3 separate regions of the Homo sapiens genome follow, and regions 1 and 2 are each linked to region 3. The links are chromatin loops, found by intact Hi-C in ENCODE. Cell type or tissue: GM12878. All regions are shown on one strand. Each heading gives the region's core, and the rest is flanking DNA. Links, peaks and the distances in the headings are about the cores only.

Region 1 (7,959 bases), core at 1,190-6,189, 210 kb after region 3:
CAGATGGCAACTTGTTTATCAAAGCATGAAAACCAAGAAGGTGATAAAGAAAGTCTGCTAGCAAGACATAAGTCACAATCTTTTGTAATCTATTTATGAAAGTGACATCCCATCATCTTGACCACAATCTATTGATTAGAAACAAGTACAGCTCACCCTCAACAAGAGGAGATAATATCCAGGTGTGAATTGCACAAGGTGAGTACAACAAGGGACCATGTTAGAGGTTGTCTACCACAGTAATCATTAGAGAAATTTAGAAAATGAAGAAAAATTGAAAGTAGGCTTTCAATGTGATAGTCAGTTGCTCACATTTATCTTGCTTCTATTCTTTCCAGTCTTGGCTTCTATGACTAAGTTAAACAGACAAGCAAACAGGACTTAGTTATGCTCTATAAAGTAAATCTTATATTTTTTAAAAAGTTACCATAATGCTGTAGTGATATTTCCATATAATTACAGTGCTTTCTCTTTAGAAACATAATTTTAATAGTTGCATTAAGGTATATCGGGTGGTTTATTATTATTAAATACTCTTTTGTGGCTAGCATATTCTAATTATTTTTCTGTTATAAATGAAGACACTGAGCACCTTTGTAGACTTACCCTTTGTTCTGCAGTTTGGAATTCTCTTATAATGTATCTTCAGAAGTAGTACATGAAAATTAGGATCCTGTTAAAGACACGTGATAAATATTCTGAGCAGTTTCCACCTTTCCTAGTGCTAAAAATAGCATGATGTGGGTGATAGAGGGCCCCTTAGATAGGTCATCAACATAAGGAAGGTCCTTAAAGAAGTTACAGATGATGTCTCAGGAGAAAGTCAGTGTGAACATGATGATGGAGGAAAGGGAAGCAGGAGGTGAGAGGCAAAAATTTGGTCAGGACATGAATTGGCATCAGGAAGTCTGGCTAGATAGAAAGAAGCAACCACTTAACTAATGAAGAGGTAGTGGGTAGAATGCCAAAGCATCAGAGAATGGATGAGAGAATGAAGATAAAGGTATAGAATGAAAAGGATGAGTAGGTTTTCCAGGTAAATACTCAAAGATGGCTATGTCAGATATTTAGCGATTGGTGACACATGTGGGCCCTTGGTCATGGGACTGGTCAGAAGACTAGCTGCTAGTTGAGAACAGGACTAAGCAAGGTTAATTTGATGCTGATTAAACTGTTAAAATAGTGTTCTTTCAATTTCTCCCAATAAAAGAATTGTTCACAACATCTGTAATTTGCATGAGCCTATTGATGGAATTTAAATGGACAGTTGAAGAACGAGAGGTTAGGGTTTGATCCTGATACCTTTAGCAAGGATCATTTTGTGTGATGGGAACCAAGAAACTCTGAGGAGAAAAAGAGAATGCCCAAAGGAGCATGCAAAATCTGGCGAATTAGAAGCAGAGAATTGAGAATTATCTAATTTTTAAAAAATCTAATTTCATTAAGTTCTTGTACAAATTTCTAAGGTTTTTTCATTATCTTACTTTGAGAGGTGAGAATGGAAGGAAAATGCTCACCTGTGTATGTGCACTTTGCACAAAATATTATCGTGAAATTTGTCCCTTAGCAAAAGAAAGGGAAACATCCTACTTACGTGTTTAGGGTTCAGATGGCAAGTGTGTTTTGGCTCAAAATTTATCATGAATCAAAAAATACCTTATATATTGGTCAGCATGAGCTAGCTAAAAGAATAAATTTATTTATAAATATTTTATAAATTTTATTTCTACTAAATGAGCTAAAACCATTGTGACAATAATAATTAGAATCCTACTTCTCTCTGAGCGGATGTTTGGTAGAAGAAATAAAGCACTAAGAAAGGAACCACATATGTCATGTGACAAGATTGGGAGAGAGGAACCACTGAGGAGGCAGCCCTGTTTGGGAGGGAAGGGCAACATAATCAAAGATCTAAGCCCAGCTCATAGACTGAGGCTAAGAATTTGGGATTCTAGCCATGGTGTCTGGATGCTGCTGCACAGAGGCTCAGGGCTACTCTTTCATCTCTTCCCAGGACAGGAAATAGAGGAAACCACATAACTGAGCTCAAGTCCAAGACAGCTCAATAATATCACACACAGAGTTCTCCCATCTATCCCAAGGAGAGAATGCCAATTTGTGAGGGTATCTTCTCTTGGACCTAGAATGAGAGAATAAGGAACAGGTAGTTTCTTCCATTTCTATTTTTGTTCTCCAAACCCAAATAAAGAAACTTGCTTTTATTGTTTGTAGGGGCCTGCTATAAAGACTGCTCAGTTTGGCAGAAGTCTGGTTACAGGAGTGTGTAGTAAAGATGCTTAATGTGGTAGAAGCCTGTGCATGGATGGACCAGGAAGAATTAAATGGGGCTGCTGTAAAACACTCTTCCTAGCCAGAGATCAAGTATATAACAATTCACATGAGGAACTTGCACTTTACGAGAAAGACAAAAGAAACTGCTATTGCAAACAAATCTGCTTAATGTAAGCTTGCTGGATGCTGACAGCAAAAACTAAACCATAGTCATGTTATCATTTAGAAATGTTAATAGGATCACCTAATAAAAGTTTCAATTATAGAGCATTTATTACATAATACTGACAGCACTAAATAGGAAAAGCAATATATAGAATATGGACAAAATGGTATCCAGAGACAAACTCACGTCTTTAATGTTTTTATTTCTAAATATGAATGAGTAAAATATAAACATTAAACTTACAAGCTTAGAAAAAGAACAACTAAGTAATATAAAATAAGCTGTAGAAAAACATATTCACGATAAATGTAGATTTTTTTCTTCCTATGAAGCTGAATTCTTTCTCTCCGAAGTTCCTAATCTCTGTTTTAAGAATCACTGGTATAGATGATATTAAAATGCACATCTCTCAAATATCACCAGATTTGCATATGCAGTCACCTAGAATCATGTAGTCTTGTTTCTAGTGGTCTCCTTTAGGAGAGGTTCTGTGTCATAGTGGTAATTCTAGTGTCTAAGTCAATGCCGGGATGTTCAATAAAATGTTATTAAGTGAACATGTGAATAAATACATTCTTATGCCATATATTTAAAAAAACTGTATGTATCTTAATCCAGTTCATCAAATAAGTGTTTTGTCAAATTTAATCCTTATTAGGATCTCTTCTCATTCTTCATTTTTCAGTACAGAGAATTCTCAAAATCTAAATGATAAAAGCATAGCTATCATGGATTAAAAACAATTCCATTGTACTTTTTCTTACAGCTAACCTTGACTAATTCTCACATGTATTTCAGAAATATGAATAATGTCTTCATGCAATTCATGTAAGGCACAGAAAATAGGTATCATTATTTCTGTTTTAATGACAGATTTTGAGGTTAGGATGACTCATGAACAGCTGAGCAGCCAGTCAGTAGGAGAAACCAAAATAGAACGGAAACGCCTCCATTTCCACCCCCACGCTCAAACCTCGAGTGCACCCTCCCTGGGGAGATTGAAGCGTGATGTGCCTGTGAGTGAACAGGGAAGCGCTTCCTGCAAGTTACTAAGCTGCAAAGGCTCAGCGCTCTGAGCTATCCTTGGTGGTGATCAGTGAGAACCACCCACTCTCAATCCAGCTGATAAAAATGGAAGGGAAGGAGAACTTAGAAAAGCAGGTCCCTTAAATGCTGAGCTCCTCTTATTCTGAGGAAGATATTTCATTTACCTTTAACTGAGTAATCTTCAGAAATTACCTGAACTAAAATATTTTTTCATCCCAGTGAATGTAACCTTAAAATGCAAGCTACCTTGTTAGATGGGCACAGCCCAGCCTGTTTTACTCCCTGGGGAGGGAAAATATTTTCTTAAGCATGTTTCTCTGATTCTTTTAGGCACACAAAATTAGTGAGGCATGCTTTTATAGAAGCCTCTATAACTAAATTACTTTTGTAAAATAATCAACAATAGGATATAGCAGGTGTCAGTCTTTGGCCTGCAAACAAATTATTGTTGGAATTCTTAAGGAGCTTAAGAATATCCTTAGAATACTTGAGGAGCTTAAAGGTAATTTTTTAAAATGTGTTTTAAAAGTATTAACTATCATCCTGTATCCACAAGCATAATGGCCTTAAGTGGAGGAATTAAGAATTGCATCTGAAACATGTTTGATAAAGTTAAGATGTACTTTTGCCTCCACCATCCAATTCAAATAATAATGTTGTCCAATGCAAATACTAGTTTCCAGTAACTAGAGTCATTCCTTTCCCTACACCTCTGTAACTGGACGCATGCAAGTCTATCTTACTTACTGAGGCTGCTTTCATAATTCCAGTGGGCTGGGTTCTAAGAGAAATTTTAAAACTGTTTTCCTCCCCATTAAGCCCTTTGCCATGGTTCTATAGCTTACAGCAGCCCACACCTCACAAATATGAGAAAGGGATAGTCATTAAAACTTCTGCTTAATTCACCAAAAAAATTAAAAATAAAATGGTTAGTTACTGCCCACTCCACACTGACAGAGTTATTTAATCACCTACCACATCCTTACACCTCTGATCCTACTTGTTGGATTTTCTCTGCTGCACTATCAGTGCCTGTCTTTCTCCTTATTAGTATTAATTTCACTATTTTGTGAATGCAAACTTCTAGAGTTGTTTTATGGTCCCTAACGTCCACCCATCCTACCTCCTCTTAAAAAACAAACATGAATACAAAGCAGTCAAGCCATCGGATGGAAGGAAAGGAGCTTGGAACTGAGAGAAACACTTTACCAACAGAATGTAAACCAGACACGTTAAACTCACAGTTGGCCATAAAGAACAGCCTGAGTCTGATAGAGGGACGACAGCCAAAACAGAAGGTTCTTGTGGTGAGACGGCTGATATGGTCAGGCTGGAAAAACCTCTCCATTCCTTCCTGTGGGCACCTGAATTCCACAGGCTTGCAGATGGCAAGAATCACTGAATTACAGTTCCTTAGAGTTTTCTGTGTGCTAGTCGGAGACCTTGCACATGGCATTGAGCTCAGCACACGACGATTTCAGTTCCTTGAGCAAACTCAGATAAAATGAGGCGGAAAATGTTTCTAAAATAAGGTTTTCTAGGGAGTGTTAGTAAAATGTGACACTATCCTAGTGTAATCCAACAGGTAGGAGGTTGGATGGCCTCCCAGGCCTTCAACACACTGTATATTTGAATGTGCACAAGAGGAAATGCTCTAAAGACATGCATTTTCTTTTACCTTTTAGACTAATCCAGTGGAAAAACTATATTCGACCCAAGGATCTGTATCCACACAGTTTGACAATAATTTACTTCTTTCTGGAAGCGATGAGCACAGTGTAATTCCTGAGAAATTTTAATAATGATATTTTAATTATAATTAAGTGAAACCTAGCAAAGTTGGCTGTATCTGGAGGAACTCCACTGTGGGAAACAGATTCTTAAGGTAATTTTTTTGTTTTATATTTTATCCTACACAGCCTTACCTAACCTAAAATTTCTCAAGGTTAATTCAGCACCAGGTGGGTACTCTCGTTTTTGTCTATCTAAAGGGGGGAATTTGAGATAATGGTTGACATGTCAAAAAAGTGGCAATGTAAAATGGGGGCTAATCTTCAGAATGAAGTGTTCCCCCAGAAGGTAAAGCTGTCAGTGATCACCTTCTAGAAATTATTATACTGGCATCCATGACCCTTGCTGAGAGGATCTTGATTGAGATTCAGAGTATCCAAGGAACACCTTGAAAATGTGGGTCATACAATGTCATAACATTTGTAAAGGGGTGCATGATCCAAACTTATTAAAACCTAACATCCAGAATCTCTTAAAGTTTTACTTTTCGTTGTGTGATTTCTTTCCTCACCAATTTCTTTTCCAAGGGTGTGCTATTATTTCTCCTACTGTCATTACTTCTCTCATTCAATTCAGCCTACTTCCACAAGCTCTCATTTTGTAGTAATTAATTCATTCAACAAATATCTGCTAAGGGCCTGTTACAGTGTATGTCCTGGTCTAAGTGCTGGAGAAAGGATAGTGAAAAGAAAAGCAGATCCATTGCCTCAAGAAGCTAATGGTCTAGTGAGGGGGGTGTAGTAAAAAACTAGAGGGGGTGTAGTAAAAAACTACGGTGGCTCACACTTGTAATCCCAGCACTTTGGGAGGCCGAGGTGGGCGGATCATGAGTTCAGGAGTTTGAGACTAGCCTAGACAATATGGTAAAACCCCATCTCCACTAAAAATACAAAAATTAGCTGGGCATGGTGGCGTGCGCCTGTAATCCCAGCTACTCAAGAGACTGAGGCAGAAGAATCGCCTGAACCCGGGAGGTGGAGGTTGCAGTGAGCTGAGATCACACCACTGCACTCCAGCCTGGATGACAGAGCAAGATTCCATCTCAAAAGACAAACAAACAAACAAACAAAAACTAGAAGACACCTGCCTGGGCTATGCAGCAAGACCTCGTCTATACTCAAACTAAAAAAGATAAACCAGGCATAGCGGAGAGTGCCAGTAGCCCCAGCTACTCAGGAGGCTGAGGTGGGAGGATTGCTTGAGCTCAAAGTTCAAGTTCAAGCACTGAGCTACAATTGCACCACTGCACTCCAGCCTGGGTGACAGAGCAAGATCCTGTTTCAGAAAAAGAAAAAAAGCAACAACAACAAAACTAGAAAATAAGTAAATAAGATAATAGTGTATTTGAAGGAAAGAACAATGACCAATGTGGCTGGAACAAAACAGGTGATGGGAAAGCATCCCAGATGAGACTAGAGACTAGTGGGGAGGTCAGATCTTCTAGAATGTCATAGGCCATGTCATACACTCTGAAAAAGAGTTCCAATGTTTGGGTGTTTTTTTTTTTTTTTTTTTTTTGGTTTTTTTCCCAAAGTCCACTGAGAACAATTAAAGTGTTCTAACCTATGATATGATCTAATTTGCAATTTTAGAAGATTGTCCTGTTTTCTATGTGGAAATAGGCAGAAGGAAGGGTCACTAGAGAGGGCAAAGAAATCAGTGTGGCTGCCACTGGAGGAATGGAGGATGATGGGTCTGTGATGAGGACAATGACAGTAAAGATAAAATGAGTTCAGTGGATTCTGGGTATGCTGCTTAAGTAGGACTGAAGAGCCTGCTTATGGTTTAGACATGAGGCATAATAGCAAGGTAAGTAACCAGGATTTTATCTTGAGCATTAGCTTCATCAGCTGCCAAAACAAATAAAATAGACTGCAGGGCTTAAACAACAGAAATTATTCCTCACAGTCTGGAGGCTGAGAAGTCCACGATCAAGGTGCCAGCCAATTCATTTCCTGGAGAGGACCCCCTTTCTGGTTTACACATGACTGCCTTCTTGCTGTGTCCTCACATGATGGATAGAGAAATCATCTCTTATGTCCCTTCTTATAAGGACACTAATCTCATGAGGGCTCTACCCCATGACCTAATTACCTCCAAAAGTTCTGCATACAAACAGCATCTACTGGGAATAATGGCTTCAATATATAAATTTGGGGGGAGGCACAAATATTCAGGCCATAGCAAGAACTTAGAGGATGGTGATGCCATTTTCTGAAATGAAGGATACATGGAACAAACAGCTTTTAAGGGATAGAGGAAAAGACAGAACTACTAATTCTCTTACATTTGAGATGCTACCACAGATGCTAAGCATTGAAACCAGAGTTCCAGTCTGGTAAATCATCAGCTTTTAGGTGGTCTTCAAGTCCATGGGCCTTAGTGCTGTCACTGGTGGAGAGGACCAGGGGCAGAATGCTGAGAGGTCAAATAGATGAGGATAAAGGGCCAACATACTTTCTAGAGACGTAAGTTGCTTTGTATATTGCGGTAAATGATGACTATGTACCAGACAGTTAAATACACATGTTCTTGCCGTTGAGAAACTTGCTATCCCATGATGGAAATAGAAGCATAAATATACAGTCTCAGATAATTTTAGTGTAGCTTATTTAGGTACTTCTTTTTTAATTTAGGGAATGAGCTGTCTCTAGTCCCCATGT
Region 2 (7,959 bases), core at 1,190-6,189, 50 kb before region 3:
TGAATGGTCTAGAGGAATTATTTATAAAATGAGGTGTGCCTCTGAAAGGTATGTACAAGGAACCATAGGCATATAGAAAGAACATACCTATTTTGTATCTTAAAAATAATAACAAATAGGCCGGGCACGGTGGCTCATGCCTGTAATCCCAGCACTTTGGGAAGCTGAGGCGGGTGGATCACCTGAGGTCGGGAGTTCAAGACCAGCCTGACCAACATGGAGAAACTCCATCTCTACTAAAAATACTAAATTAGCCAGGCATGGTGGTGCATACCTGTAATCCCAGCTACTCGGGAGGCTGAGGCAGGAGAATTGTTTGAACCCGGCAAGCAGAGGTTGCGGTGAACTGAGATTGTGCCATTGCATTCCAGCCTGGGCAATAAGAGCTAAGTTCCGTCTCAAAAAAAAAAAAAAATAATAATAATAATAACAAATAATTGTGTTTTTGGTTTGTTTTGTTTTGAAACAGAGTCTCACTTTTTCACCCAGGCTGGAGTGCAGTGGTGCAATCACAGCTCACTGCAACTCTGCCTCAACCTCCTACCTCAGCCTCCCAAGTAGGTGGACTACAGGTATGTGCTACCAAACCCAGCTCACATGGGTATGTGTGTGTGTTTTGTAGAAACAAGGTTTCACTATGTTTCCCAGGCTGGTCTCGGACTCCTGGATTCAAGTGATCCACCTGCCTTGGCCTCTCAAAGTGTCATTCATTGTATCTATTATAGGGACACCTGCTAGTGATGACAAGGTCTGGTCCTTGTGCCAGGCATTCATGTGTGGTGAGCTGCACCTCAGGAAGAGGAAAGGGGCTGGTCATGGCTCTTTCACTCGAGCTTTGCTTGCTTCCTTCCTTCCTTCCTTCCTTCCTTCCTTCCTTCCTTCCTTCCTTCCTTCCTTCCTTCCTTCCCCCCTTTCTCTCTCTCTCTTTCCCTCCCTCCCTCCCTCTCTTCCTTCCTTCCTTCTTTAAAAAAACGGAGTTTTGGTCTTGTTGCCCAGGCTGGAGTGCAATGGCGCGATCTCGGCTCACCACAACCTCTGCCTGCTGGGTTCAAGAGATTCTCCTGCCTCAGCCTCCCAAGTAGCTGGGATTACAGGCATGTGCCACCAAGCCCAGCTAATTTAGTATTTTTAGTAGAGATGAGGTTTCTCCATGTTGATCAGGCTGTTCTAGAACTCCTGACCTCAGGTGATTTCCCTGCTTCAGCCTCCCAAAGTGCTGGGATTACAGGCGTGAGCCACCACGTCCGGCCACTTTGCTTTCAGTGTGTACCAACATTTGACAGTTATGTGTCCTGGGTTAGGCGTGTTTGTCCATTACATCAACTAGTTTAAACCGACCTTAGCCTCACACTCACAGTCTAAATAAAGACCAAAAATTGTAATTCTAATAGTGTAAGGACAGGTGAGAAGTAAGAAGATGACAGAGTTGATATTCCTATTCCAAGTTGAAGTTCATTATCAATCATAATACGAGGGAAAAAGATCAGTCTGAGAGGAAATGGGGGTGAAGGGAGATATGTGAAATATTTACTATTGTTAGCAATGAAACACACCTAAAGTGTTATTTTATATATATAATTGGGACATTTCTTTTTTCCAACATTTAGAGCTGCCAAACCAATTATCAATATTAAGTAAATCTAGAATCAAAATTTTAAATCACTGTATCATAAAACATTAAATTAATTTAAAAATCAGGTATATTCAATGATGGTGGTTTTATTATTTGCAGTAAGAACAAATTTGTTCCTGTACTGTTAATACAATTGAGACTTATTTGAAGACATTCAATATTCTATCTTCATTTCTCAAGTGCATTTGACCCTAAGAGCCATTTTTAACATTTATAAACTATTAATTAATTAATTAATTTAAAATAGCTACAGCCAGATTCGATGGCTGACATCTGCAATCTCAGCACTTTGGGAGGCTGAGGCTGGCAGATCACTTCAGCCAAGAAGTTCGAGACCAGCCTGGGAAATGTGGTGAAACCCCACATCCAGTAAAAATATAAAAATGAGCCGGGTGTAGTAGCATGCACCTGTAGTCCCAGCTACTCGGGAGGCTGAGGTGGCAGGATTGTTGGAACCTGGGAAGTCAAGGCTGTAGTGAACTGTAATCACACCACTGCACTCCAGCCTGGATGACAGAGCGAGATCCTGTTTAAAAAAATAAATAAAATAAAAATAGATAAATAAAATAAAACAGCTATAATAAATATACCCTAACATGTTAATATACATAACATATTTTTATGAAAGCTTTTAAAAAACAAACAAAAATCAATGAAAACAGTAGCATTGTTTTACGTTTCTGCAAATCACTTTAATGTCTGGCTTAAAAGTAGATAGTTGAATACTCCCAACTGCTATTGCAGTCTTGTGAAATGTTGTTTTGGTTGAAGTAGTTGAAGAAAATCTGGTATTACATGTAGTTTAAAAAGCAGGAGTTTCTGGCCGGGCGTGGTGGCTTGCTTGTAATCCCAGCACTTTGGGAGGCCGAGGAAGGGAGATCGAGGCCATCCTGGCTAACATGGTGAAACCCCGTCTCTACTAAAAATACAAAAAAATTAGCCGGGCGTGGTGGCTGGCACCTGTAATCCCAACTACTCAGGAGGCTGAGGCAGGAGAATGGCCGGAACCCAGGAGGCGGAGCTTGCAGTGAGCCGAGATCATGCCACTGCACTCCAGCCTGGGCGACAGAGCGAGACTCCGTTTCAAAAAAAAAAAAAAAAAAAAAAAAAAAAGCAGGAGTTTCTAAACAACATTTTCAGAAAATTGTGGGTATTCTGTAGTACTATACCAAAATTTAGCATCTGGTAGTTTCTTAAGGGTTACTTGAAATATAGAATCCAAAATCATATCAATGAACTTTTCATACTTAATTACAAGAAAATCTATTAATCCATCTTGTACTTTAAATGGATATTTTACCTGTTTATTTTCAAGGAACATATATGAACATTTATCAAAACACAGTTTAGGAAAACTGCCTTTCTGATTATGTATATCTTGTCTTAATGTTGTTCTGCTGCCTGTGTCATGAATATTAAGTTCAAGTTGGCTGATAGAAACCCCCACTGTCTGGTCTATGTCCAGAGACAACGTGTGCTTAATACGTGAGTTCTGATTCTCATCATGGCATCTCTCCTTACTATAGTGCCTCACAGAAATCAAAAAGATACCCAGACAACTTATTCAAATAATAGCACAGTGGTTTCATAAAGGAAGTGAGAGGGGATTTTAATCCCACTGGACTCAAATTCTCAGGCTGTTAAAATCAACAAACTCTAACGTCCCTTGACCTCTCTTTTATGGAACATGAATAAGGTATGAACGTTGCTGGGCACAAATTTAGCAACAGACTCCGGGGAGAGTTTGTAAAACGTTGAACACCACTGCTAACTCTCTCAGAAGAGTAAGTTTCATTTCTGTCTCTGGTACTTAAGGTTAAAGTCGGCCCAGCGAAATACCTGCTCTCTTTTCCTCATGGGAAAGTCACGTGTCCTTCCAATTCCTGTAGAAAGTTTTCTAAACAATTGTCAACATTATCTAGCAAAACTTCTCACCCTTCCTGCAAATAACAAATGACATGAAGAAACTTTCAACATCCTTATTTGAAATGTCATTTGCATCTCTCCTGGTTCTTTTTAATCTTCTTTATGCTTTTCAATAATACCATTTCTATATTCCCCTGGAAATTTACAACCGAAAGCATTTCCATGTTAGTGTTTCAGGAAAAAAAATGTAAAATATGAAATGAAAAGTAAAATATAATGGAAGATCCTCTTTAAATTGATTTTTTAAAACTTAATAGCCATGCATAAATAGAACTATTTCCAGGAATAACAATTCTTAAGCATTTCTTCTTCTTCTTCTTCTTTTTTTTAAATAAAACAGCATAAAGATGGTTTCATAAATCACTGAGATATGTAAATAAAGGAAGCTACAGAATTTCATAGATAAAAAAATCATTTTTTTCTACTTGTAAGAACAAATATATCATATCTGAAATGTAAATAATTATAAAGTCACAAATAATTTATTCTTCAGTGACAAACTTTTGAACAATTTCCAATTGCCAACGTTATAAATAATATACAATTTAAGACTCTGTTCTTTAAGTTACAGGGATGATGAAAGATATTTTTCTTCTGAAAGGCTGTCATAACTAGTTTATAAATTTGCTCAAGTTAAAAGCCAGATTTTTCATAATTAGATGATTAATCAGTCTATTTCTTTAGTTTATGGGTCAGATAGGGGTCTGAGTTAAAGATTACCTAGGATCTTGGAGAAAGAAAAAATATCCTTCCATCTCCTTTTTCCGCCCAGGAAAGACAGAGATTTCTCCCTGGTTCCCTAACAAAAGGGCCATTTGGAGATCTGGCCTGGAAAAGGATAGAGCGCCTTACTTTTCCACAGAGAGCTTTCCACAAGCTTTCTGAAACTCACAGCTGATTCTGAAACTCTCCTGCTCAAAATTCTTCTATAGCCAAACATATCCCCTACTAGTTGACACCTTGAAATAACCAGCTTTACAATCATTGTACAATTTCTCTCCATCTCTCCTCAACTTTACTCTTCTTATGAATAAACTACATTTCTGAAGCAGCATTCATCAACTATTATTCAAATAGTTCTCTAGATCTGGAATTTCCATCTTCTTTAATATTATACTCTCCTCATCTGCACTTTTAAATTCCATTGTAAATCTCACTTCCTCCAAAATACCTTCCCTGATGATCTCAGAAAGAATTAAACTTTGCCTTCCTTAAACTCTCACAGCACCCGTTTTGAACTTTAGCACATCTTGAATTTTTCCCATGATTCTAGCCTGATTTTTTTTTTTAATCTTAACTTACTACAGATTCTTTCCCCGGGCCAGGGCATTTGTCCCCAGTGTTTTAGTTATTACTAAAGTGAAACTGATTTCAAAATGTAATCTTCAGCTCCAACAGCTAAAATGAGCATCCCACTAAAATGAGCTATTTTGCCTGCATTTCCTGTGTTAGTTAAATTTATCATCATCTTCTCAGCCACTCATTTCCTTACCCAGACACAACTTTCTTTTGGACTCTCATGTGGCATTTTATTCATCACAGAGATGAATAAATTACATCAGAGTGTAACAAATTTTATATATCTGAGATTCTCTGCTCAATCATTAGCTTCTTGAGGACCACTAGTCTTTGTACAAATAATGTCCAGTATAGCACTGGGTATATGAAAACTGACTGGATCGACATTGAATAGAATAATACTATACTGATGTTTCGTAATTTTTCTTTTTTTTTTTTAGACAGAGTCTCGCTCTTTCACCCAGGCTGGAGTGCAGTGGCGCGATCTCGGCTCACTGCAACCTCCACATCCCGGGTTCAAGCGATTCTCCTGCCTCAGCCTCCTGAGTAGCTGGGATTGCAGGCATGTGCCACCATGCCCAGCTAATTTTTTGTATTTTTAATAGAGTTGGGGTTTCACCATGTTAGCCAGGATGGGTTTGATATCCTGACCTTGTGATCCACCCACCTCAGCCCCCAAAGTGCTGGGATTATAGGCATGAGCCACCGTGCCTGGCCAGTAATTTTTTTGTAAACTTTTATTGGAGCTTCTTCAACACAAGTTTTCCCAATTGGATTGTCAGTTCTTGGATGGCAAAGACCATGTCTCATTTTTCTTTATATTTCTCAGTATAGTAAAGCATTTTGTCCATAGTAGGGTCTCAATTTAATTGGTTTAATGCCTTAATATAATAGTAGGGCTAAGTACTCCTGTTTTAATGCTTTCAGAATATTGGATTGTCCAAGATTTAAACAGATATATAGGTATACTCAACGTAGGTAGTACAGGAAAGATAAAGGAGATAAGTGAGGTACCTAGATTTACACCCAACTAACCTATGCAGGAAACAAAGAAATTCTCATTCCATCTGGCACAGTCAATATAGTCCCCTTTTGAGTGTTCAATGCATCTAACACATGTGATAAGCCAAGTCAAAGAAATAGGCCACAATCCCCTCCCTCAATAAATGTGCCTTCACAGACCTCAGTGCTTCTATTTCTCCATCAGGTATATAAAGCAAAACAATTCAATTTTATGATACACAGGGGATTTTGAGGTGGTTTCCCTCCATTTGATATAGGCTTAAAGGGAAACCAATGGGCTGAGCGCTGTGGCTCAGGCCTATAATCCCAGCACTTTGGGAGGCCAAGGTGCGAGGATCACCTGAGGTTGGAAGTTCCAGACCAGCCTGACCAACATGGGGAAATCCCATCTCTACCAAAAATACAAAATTAGGCAGGTATGATGGCACATGCCTATAATCCCAGCTACTCAGGAGGCTGAGGCAGGAGAATCATTTGAACCCAGGAGGCGGAGGTTGTGGTGAGACAAGATCGGGCCATTGCACTCCAGCCTGGGCAACAAGAGCGAAACTCCATCTCAAAAAAAAAAAAAAAAAAAAAGGGAAACCAATGATGCTACACTCAAAGAACATTTTATATATATATATGTGTATATATATGTGTGTGTGTGTGTATATATGTGTGTATATATATGTGTGTGTGTGTGTATATATATATATATATTTTTTTTTTTTTTTGACAGGGTCTGGCTCTGTAACTCAGGCTGGATGGAGTCCAGTGGCAGGATCTTGGCACACTGCAACCTCCGCCTCCCCAATTCAGGCTATTCTCATGCCTCAGTCTCCAAGTAGCTGGGATTACAGGCATGCACCACCACACCCCGCCTATTTTTGTACCTTTTTAGTAGAGACAGGATTTCACTGTATTGGCCAGGCTGGTCTCGAACTCCTGGGCTCAAGTTATCCCCCTGCCTTCGCCTACCCAACGTAGTGGAACTACAGGCATGAGCTACCACACCTGGCCTAAAGAACATAACTTTTAATGAGTTGGGGTTGTTTATTAAACAATCTGAAAATCTGGATAAAATTGAAACTTTCCTAAAAAAAAGTGAATTAGCAAGATTTATTCAAGGAGAATGAAATATGAATAGACGGGCAACACAGAAACATTGAAAAGGTTGTTAAAGATTTACAACTAGAAGCATGTTAAGTACTGAGAGATTTATAGGCTATTCTATATATAAATTAATTGTAAAAAATTATAATTCCTATGTTATTCAAACTATTCCAGAACACAGGATACCTAATCTTCCACCAGGCCTAGTGATAGTAGGGCTGTAAGAGAGAAAACAGATGTCTCTTGCAAGGACCTTGGGAAAATGATGGCTTCAGGACAAGGTTAGGTTCCAGAGTGAGAAGGCAAAAATTTCACAGAAGATGATGTGGAGTTCCAGAGGGCATGGTGCAAGAGTGAAAGGAGATGAGGAACAGTAAGAGATGAGGTCAGAAAATGTGTTTTACCAAACTCTTTGGAGATTAGCGTCTGGGGAATAAAGAATGAGCTGGAGGTCTTAAATGTCTCGTGACTGGGACAAAAACAGTGGTTGAGAACATGATGGGATTTTTCCACATGGTTGTTAGGAAAGTTGCTATATTTGAGACTGTGAATGTCAGCAAAGCTGAGGAACAGGAGGTCTTCCATGGAGTACACAGTGCCCTAGAGCATCGTCCTTTGAAACCCGTTTCCTTTTATATCCGTCCATAGAGGCCTTAAGGCCAGTTCTGCAGTGTCTTACTCAGGGCATACGTGAACCCTCTTGAATATTGCCAATGCCCTTGTTATTCTAGATTGTTCTAGAGATCCTATCCAGTGTACTCAGCTGGAAAAAATGGAAACGAAGCGTGGGACAATATCATTTATTTGCAGGTGATATGACTGTTTATTAAGAAAATCAGGGTATCGGGCCGGGCACGGTGGCTCACACCTGTAATCTCAGCACTTTGGGAGGCTGAGTTGGGTGGATCACAAGGTCAGGAGTTCAAGACCGGCCTGACCAACATGGTGAAATCCCGTCTCGGACAGGGCGCGGTGGCTCACGC
Region 3 (7,959 bases), core at 1,273-6,272:
ACAAACAAACAAACAAACAAACAAAGAAAACTAGCTGGGTGTGGTGGTGCGTGCCTGTAGTCCCAGCTACTTGGGAGGATAAGATGGAAAGATTGCTTAAGTCTGAGGGGTAGCAGCTGCAATGAGCCATGATTGCACCACTCCACTCCTGCCTGACAGAGCAAGACTCAGCCTGGAAAAAAAATACCTCTTTATTGGCATTTTGACATCTTTAACTCTGACTTTTCTAGTATGCTGTTTCTTCTATCCCCATCTCTAGTAACTTTCTACAACACTTTCCACACTCTGTCTCCCATGCTGCAGCACAATGCTGGAAAGTTATGAGAAAGTGTTGACTGAACTGCCAAACTCTGTTACATGGATGGATCTTCTTTAGTGAAATAAGCCAGGCATAGAATACAGAAGCAAAATTTTGTATAATTCCACTTAGTGGAGGTACTTAGAATAGGCAAATTCATAGTCAGAAAGTAAAACAGTCTAGGCACAATGGCTCTGCCTGTAATCCCAGCACTTTGGGAAACTGAGACAGGAAGATCACTTGAGGTCAGGAGTTTGAGACCAGCCTGAACAACAAAGCAAGACCCTGTCTCTACAAAAAATAAAAAAATTATCCAGGTGTGGTGGTGAATATCTGTAGTCCCAGCTACTTGGGAGGCTGAGGTGGGAGGATCGCTAGAGCCTGAGCGGTTGAGGCTGCAGTGAGCCCTGCTCACACCACTGCATTCCAGTCTGGGTAACAGAGCAAGACCCTGTTTTAAGGGGGAAAAAAAAAAAAAAGGATAAATACTACAATATTACATTGTGTATACTTTAGCCATAATAAAAAAGTTTACAAACTAAAACAACAAAGAATATATAAGGTTAAGGAATAAGAGGCCTAAAAGAAAGGAAAAACAATAATAGATTTAAGGGAAGAAGGACATGTTTTAGAAGAAGCTCACTATCTGTTTACACAGAAATGATTTAGCATATGGCAAGGGAATAGGTCATGTTGAGAAATACTTGGAAAAAAAATAATTATTTTCTTTCTTAATTAGCCTGCATATGTACCTCCTTAATCTAAAATAAAAGCTGAAGTTGTTTTTCAAAGAAGAAAATAATTATAGAATACTTTTTTGGGTGAAATTTCCTCTACTGGATATGAAAATGGTGATTATAGTAGACATTGTAGCTTGGCTGCAGATGGCTCACAGTTCATCCTCTCTCCAGGCATTGCTCTTGGAGGAGAGATTCGGGGCAGTCCACAAGTAATTACTGCTCTGTGAAAGGGATCCAAAGTCCTGGTTCCCTTTTCTTGATTGGGAACAACTGAAGTGCCCTCCAGCTCTGGAACTCCAGGTAGGAGTGGCTGAGGCCTCTGGCACAACTGTCTCACAGTACAAAGTCTCCTTTTGCCCAACACTGCTTCCCTTACTCTGTAACAGGTGCTGTTCTCTCTTATACTTTCCAACCAACCTCTTGTATGCAAATTTCCATCTAAGAATACTTTTTCTGAGAATGCAACCTGAAACAAACATTGGTTTGCCATTCTAACCAGATGAGAAATATAAATTTCCTTTGTTATGCAATCATTTGAGAAAATTCTGTTTGGCCATAATGCAATTTCAACAGCAGGAAAGATTCGATTAAATTTTATTTCTTAACACAGTCATCAACATTAATTTGCTCACTTATTCATTTATTCCTTTTTAAAAATTTATTCAGCTAATACTTGTTGAGTGCCTACTATGTGCTGGATTCTATGTCAGGAAAACAATCTAATAAATGAAGGAGAAAGTCCAATACTGTCCATTAAATGGTAGGATATCATTACTCTTCCACAAACTGTAAACAGTAATTTTCCTCAAAATTTAGTGCTACCTGAAAGAGTGACATGGTTTGGATCTGTGTCCCTGCCTAAGTCTCACGTTGAATTATGATCCCGAGTGTTGAAGATGAGGCCCGGTGGGAGGTGATTGGATCATGGCGGGTGGATCCTTCATGAATGGGTTAGCACCATCCCCTTAGTACTGTCTTGTGATAGAGTTGTCATGGGATCTGGTTGTTTAAAAGTGTGTAGCACCTCCCCACTCTCCCTCTTTTTCTCCTGCTCTGGCCATGTAAAGTGCTGGCTTCTCCTTCACCTTCTGCCATGATTGTAAACTTCCTGAGGCTTCCATAGAAGCCAAGCAGATGCCAACATCATGCTTCCTGTCCTATGAAACCATGAACCAATTTAAACCCCCTTTCTTTATAAATTCCCCAATCTCAGGTTATTTCTTTATAGCCGTGTGAGAATGGACTAATACCACTAGTTACAGTTATTTGTTTCTCCTGATTCTGTGGAGGACAAACTTTTCCATTTAGATGATCTGCTGGGTTTTTTTGTTTGTTTGTTTGTCTGTTTTTTTGAGATGGAATCTCGCTCTGTTGCCCAGGCTGGAGTGCAGTGGCATGATCTTGGCTCACTGCAACCTCCGCCTCCTGGGTTCAGGGGACTCTTCTGCGTCAGCCTCCCGAGTAGCTGGGATTACAGGAGCACATCACCACGCCCGGCTAATTTTTGTATTTTTGGTAGAGATGGGGTTTCACCATATTGGTCAGGCTGGTCTTGAACTCCTGACCTTGTGATCTGCCCGCCTTGGCCTCCCAAAGTGCTAGGATTATAGGCGTGAGCCACCGCGCCTGGCCAAGATGATCTGCTGTTGAGAAAACCTAATAAGAATAGCCTTTATCAAAGATATATAATCTAGAAAAGCTTAGGGAGACACAAAATCGTAAGCATAAAGGACAGTTATTAAAGTGTTACTTCAGGCTGGGTGTGGTGGCTCATGCCTATAATTCCAGCACTTTGGGAGGCTGAGGTGGGAGGATTGCTTGAACCCAGGAGTTCAAGAAGAGCTTGGGCAACATAGTGAGACCCTGTCTCTACAAAAAAAATTGAAAACTAGCCAGGTGAGGTAGGACGTGCTTGTGATTCTAGCTACTCAGGAGACTGAGGTGGGAGGATCACTTGAGCCTGGGAGGTTGAGGCTTTAGTGAGCTGTGATTGCACCACTGTACTCCAGGCTGGGTGACAGAGTGAGATTCCATCTCAAAAAAAAAGAAAAGGCTGGGCACGGTGGCTCACGCCTGTAATCCCAGCACTTTGGGAGGCCGAGGTGGGCGGATCATTTGAGGTCGGGAGTTCGAGACCAGCCTGACCAACATGGAGAAACCCTGTCTCTACTAAAAATACAAAATTAGCTGGGCATGACTGCCTATGCCTGTAATCCCAGCTACTCTGGAGGCTGAGGCAGGAGAATCGCTTGAACCTGGGAGGCGGAGGTGGCGGTGAGCTGAGATCGAGCCATTGCACTCCAGCCTAGGTAACAAGAGCAAAACTCCGTCTCCAAAAACAAAAAAAAAGGTATTATTTCAGCTTAGTTGTTCATTTTTACCACCAAAGTGAAATGTAAACATCATATAATTTTATTCAGATATCAAAAGAAAGAAGAAAATTATTTTAACAAATTTGTAAAAAATTAAAAAATATATTTTGTTATAACAAATTTCTAACATACACAAAAATTGATAGGAAAACATAAGCAATCTTCCTGTACTTAACAACCAGCTTCCCTATGGCCAATCTTGTTTCATCTTTTCTCATGTCTACTCCTGAACCTCTACCTCCATTATTTTGATACAAATCCTGGCCATAATATAGTGACATTTGTAAGTATTCTAGTATTAACTCTGTAAAAGTTAAGGTCTCTAAAAAAATTACCGATTTTAAAGCATTTAGGGGAATGTAGTCAGTGTTTGGGAAATTTTGTAGGTGCTTTCCAGAAATTAAAGACAAGAAAAAGTAGAGTTCAATTTCTCAGTGAAAAACCGAAATCAGTACAAACAAAACATCAAGAATGAAGTTACTCATCTGTAGAAGTAGAATATATTGAGACGTGTTTGCTAAAGCGTGGACCAGAAGATTTAGAGACTTTCCATACCCACTCAATATGTTCTTAATGCATGAGTATTGTAGGCATTGAGGGCTGAGTCATAGCAGACTCCAGACGATGCAGGTGTTCATGTAGCCCCTGGAAGGACTTTGGTTGTTGCTTTTAGGGAGATAGGGAGATCTGAAGGTTTTAAGCAGGAGAGAAGCAGAATATCACTTCCACTTTAAGAGGACCGCTCTGGCTGCCGCTATGTTGAAACCGAAATGTATATGTTCTAGAGAAGGAAGAGAAAGACCAGTTAGGATAAAGTTTTTCACATTCTACTGTGCACACAAATCACAGAGAATCTTGTTAAATAAAGGTTCTATTTTCATAGGCCTAAGATGAGGACTGATTCTGCATTTCTAATAAGCTCCCAGGTAATGCCCAGGCCCCTGCTATACATACCAAACCTTGTTTGGCAAGGACTTAAGAAACTATTACAGACATCCAAATAATAGCTGATGTGGCTCAGAGTGTCAGTGATGGAAAACTAGAGGGATTGTTAAAATGGCAGGATGCTGGATTAATTTTTTCAGTGTAACTGACAGAATTCCTTGATGGCTTGGATATAAGATGGGGGAGGCAAGTCAAGGCACATTCTGAGGCTTTTGGCTTGAGCAACTGGAGGCATAGGGAAGCATGTAGGAGGAGCAGGTTTTGGTGGGAAATCAGAAAGTTGATTTTTTGACATCTTAATTTTGAGATACTTCTTAACTGTGAAAATTTTAAAGATGAGTAGGTGACTAGATACATATGTTTGGTGTTCAGGGGAGTGGTTGAAGTGGCAGCTAAAATTTGTAAGTCTGTATGTAATATCTGAAGCGATGAGAACGTATCAGATTAGTTAGAGAGGGAGTGCAGATAGAAAAAAAAAAGAGATTCTAGGACTGAGCTTTGGGTTTGTTCAACATTTAGAGGTCAGAAAGATGAACTAGCAAAGAATACGAGCCTTGAATTAAGAGGAGAATCAAGACAGCATGTCTCCTGGACGTCAGTAAAGAAAGTGAGATTAGTAAAACAAAGATGAAACTAACAAATATCAAATTATCAGATTCTGATCTAGGTTGCCCTCATAAACTTCAAGTTAATGTGGAGACTTCAAAATTAAAATGGAAATATTGAATTATGAAGCAGTTTCAGGGAGAGTTTGGAAGTGTTCAGGAAGGAGAGGTATTTTATAAATTTGACATGGTATCTAAGTGGCTGTATCACTAGCACTGAATTAGTTAATTCACTGAAACAGCTAGACTTTAAATAATTGATTTATTTTCTTATTCTTGAAGAGACTGCTTACATTAAATAGTTACTTTGGCATCATGTATAGTTTAAAATAAAACACATCGTTGCATCAGAAAGCATGCAACCTTTTATTACAGGTGTCACGTGTGTGTTAGTACTGATGACCTCAGTTCTCTCTTGCTTTCTACTCTCTGATCTTCATCTAGTCACCTTTCGCACTTTCTTTTTTTTAATTAATTTATTTTTTAATTATACTTTAAGTTCTAGGGTACATGTGCACAATGTGCAGGTTTGTTACATATGTATACATGTGCCATGTTGGTGTGCTGCACCCATTAACTCGTCATTTACATTAGGTATATCTCCTAATGCTATACCTCCCCCCTCCCACCACCCCAAGACAGTCCCTGGTGTGTGATGTTCCCCACCCTGTGTCCAGGTGTTCTCACTGTTCAATTCCCACCTGTGAGTGAGAACATGTGGTGTTTGGTTTCCTGTCCTTGCGATAGTTTGCTTAGAATGATGGTTTCCAGCTTCATCCATGTCCCTACAAAGGACATGAACTCACCCTTTTTATGCCTGCATAGTATTTCATGGTGTATATGTGCCACATTTTCTTAATCCAGTCTATCATTGATGGACATTTGGGTTGGTTCCAAGTCTTTGCTATTGTGAATAGTGTCACAATAAACATATGTGTGCATGTGTCTTTATAGCAGCATGATTTATAATCCTTTGGGTATATACCCAGTAATGGGATGGCTGGGTCAAATGGTATTTCTAGAAACTACCATCAGAGTGAACAGGCAACCTACAAAATGGGAGAAAATTTTTACAATCTACCCATCTGACAAAGGGCTAATATCCAGAATCTACAAAGAACTTAAACAAATTTACAAGAAAAAATCAAACAACCCCATCAAAAAGTGGGCAAAGGATATGAACAGACACTTCTCAAAAGAAGACATTTATGCATCCAACAGACACATGAAAAAATGATCATCACTGGCCATCAGAGAAATGCAAATCAAAACCACAATGAGATGCCATCTCACACCAGTTCAATGGCGATCATTAAAAAGTCAGGAAACAACAGGTGCTGGAGAGGATGTGGAGAAATAGGAACACTTTTACACTGTTGGTGGGAGTGTAAACTAGTTCAACCATTGTGGAAGACAGTGTGGCAATTCCTCAAGGACCTTTCTCAGTTTCTGTACTAAGAGAGGGAGAAACTGATCCCTGTCCTACATGGAGCACAGGGTTGTGTGACAATGGAGTGAGATAACAGGCCTCTATGAAGATGTCAGTATTATAGAAACAGGAAATGTATACAGAAATAGTATGCCCTTGATGCAGCTTCTCAGTCTAAGTAACTCATGAGTGTATCTTATGAGATTAATATTCTTTCCAATGTTATATGAAGGGGCCAAAGGTGACTATCTTGAAAGTGTTTTATAATTATTCACCTATTTTGACTCATAAAAATGATAATTTCATAGAATGCAGGCTAAATCTTCAGAGTTTTTAATAGTAAGCAAGAGAAGATACTTGATATCCTAGAATCAACTGAGTTTTCCCACCATAGCCAATAAGAATACTTATATTGAGCTCGAAATGGGAAGCTTCCATGTTTACTTTCTGTATTGAGAGATGACCTGCCCCAATTCTTGACCCTGATTCTGTAAAATTCCATTTTGGGGCTCAATGTTTATCAAAGGAAGATGGAAAAATCAAAGAAGAAAAAGGTAAAAAGCATTAACAACATCAGCCAAAGGTATCTCTCTCTCTCTTTTTCTCCCTTCCTTAGCTCATCACCTCCTTTCATTCATTTTTTAAAATAAACAGACAAATTAGGGTTATGCTATTCCAGACTAAGAAGAGCAAGTTGGAAGAAATAATTGGTGCATCAGTCAGGAAAAGCTCAGTTATGTTGCAGCAACAAACAACTCCAAAATCTCAGTGACTCAACACTTTTTTTTTCCCCAAATTTACTCTAGTTGTTTCACATGTGGGCTTTACTGTTGGTTATTCTGGTACTTAGGATCATGAAAATGCCATCTTGATAAGTCTTTCCACAATCATCAAGGCATTGGGAAGGGGATGTTGAGAATCACACAGAAATATGTCAGTTTTTTTCAAGGAAATGACAGACACCACTTCTCCACATATTTCTGTGGCCAAACAGGTAACTTGTTTGTTCCCAGCTTACCATGTGCCTAGAGGGAGAAGCATCAGAATATTTGTGGACATCTCTAGTGACTACCATTAATGTTTGAGGAAGGAACAAGAAATAATAAAAGCCCTTACCTCATAGATTATTGTGAAAATTTGTATAACACTTAAGCCTACAGTAAGCTCTATTATATGAATTAAAATTAAAAAAATAATCAATTTATATGATAATTATTTTTAGAGAACTAATAACTTATATGGAGACAATGTTCGGCTAATATAGCCTCTGGAAGGCTTATGTAAAATTTTCATATTTTATTTATGTCATTCTATTTCCAGCTTATATCCATATTTATAAAATTGTTGCTATCTCTATTCCATTTTCAAATTTAAGAAATCATTGCCTTCCTTTCTTTGATGAAAATAGAGCTTGGAGAAGAAATATCAATTCTGCCATTCTGAGAACACACACACATACAAATTCAAAATGTTTATATAAATTATATATAATATATATTTATATATAAAACATATAAAATAAATATAAAATTATATATATATATATAGAGAGAGAGAGAGAGAGAGAGAG

The links. A loop is a pair of places that touch in the nucleus more often than their neighbours do. Peaks named below come from ENCODE experiments on the same cell type or tissue, not always from the same donor. Only the 100,000 strongest peaks of a DNase experiment are listed, where the experiment ranks them.
Region 1: a loop joins it to region 3, with 2.6 times the contacts of the local background. A loop is called at or near these places in 1 of 110 quality-filtered maps.
Region 2: it touches region 3 in a loop (2.1-fold over the local background); 1 of 110 quality-filtered maps calls a loop at or near these places.

Annotation. Positions count from the first base shown.
Region 1 is chr13:80,044,465-80,052,423 of GRCh38, reverse strand. No RefSeq gene overlaps it. Among named protein-coding and RNA genes, the nearest start is that of LINC01080, 37 kb to the right of the region's middle. RefSeq lists an enhancer at 3,236-3,485. In GM12878, for the core only: no CTCF peak of the experiment used is centred there; a DNase peak (open chromatin) is centred at 3,413; H3K27ac peaks cover 407 bases.
Region 2 is chr13:80,302,969-80,310,927 of GRCh38, reverse strand. No RefSeq gene overlaps it. Among named protein-coding and RNA genes, the nearest start is that of SPRY2, 34 kb to the left of the region's middle. In GM12878, for the core only: no CTCF peak of the experiment used is centred there; a DNase peak (open chromatin) is centred at 3,263.
Region 3 is chr13:80,252,776-80,260,734 of GRCh38, reverse strand. No RefSeq gene overlaps it. Among named protein-coding and RNA genes, the nearest start is that of SPRY2, 84 kb to the left of the region's middle. In GM12878, for the core only: no CTCF peak of the experiment used is centred there; a DNase peak (open chromatin) is centred at 3,955; H3K4me3 peaks cover 714 bases; H3K27ac peaks cover 1,407 bases.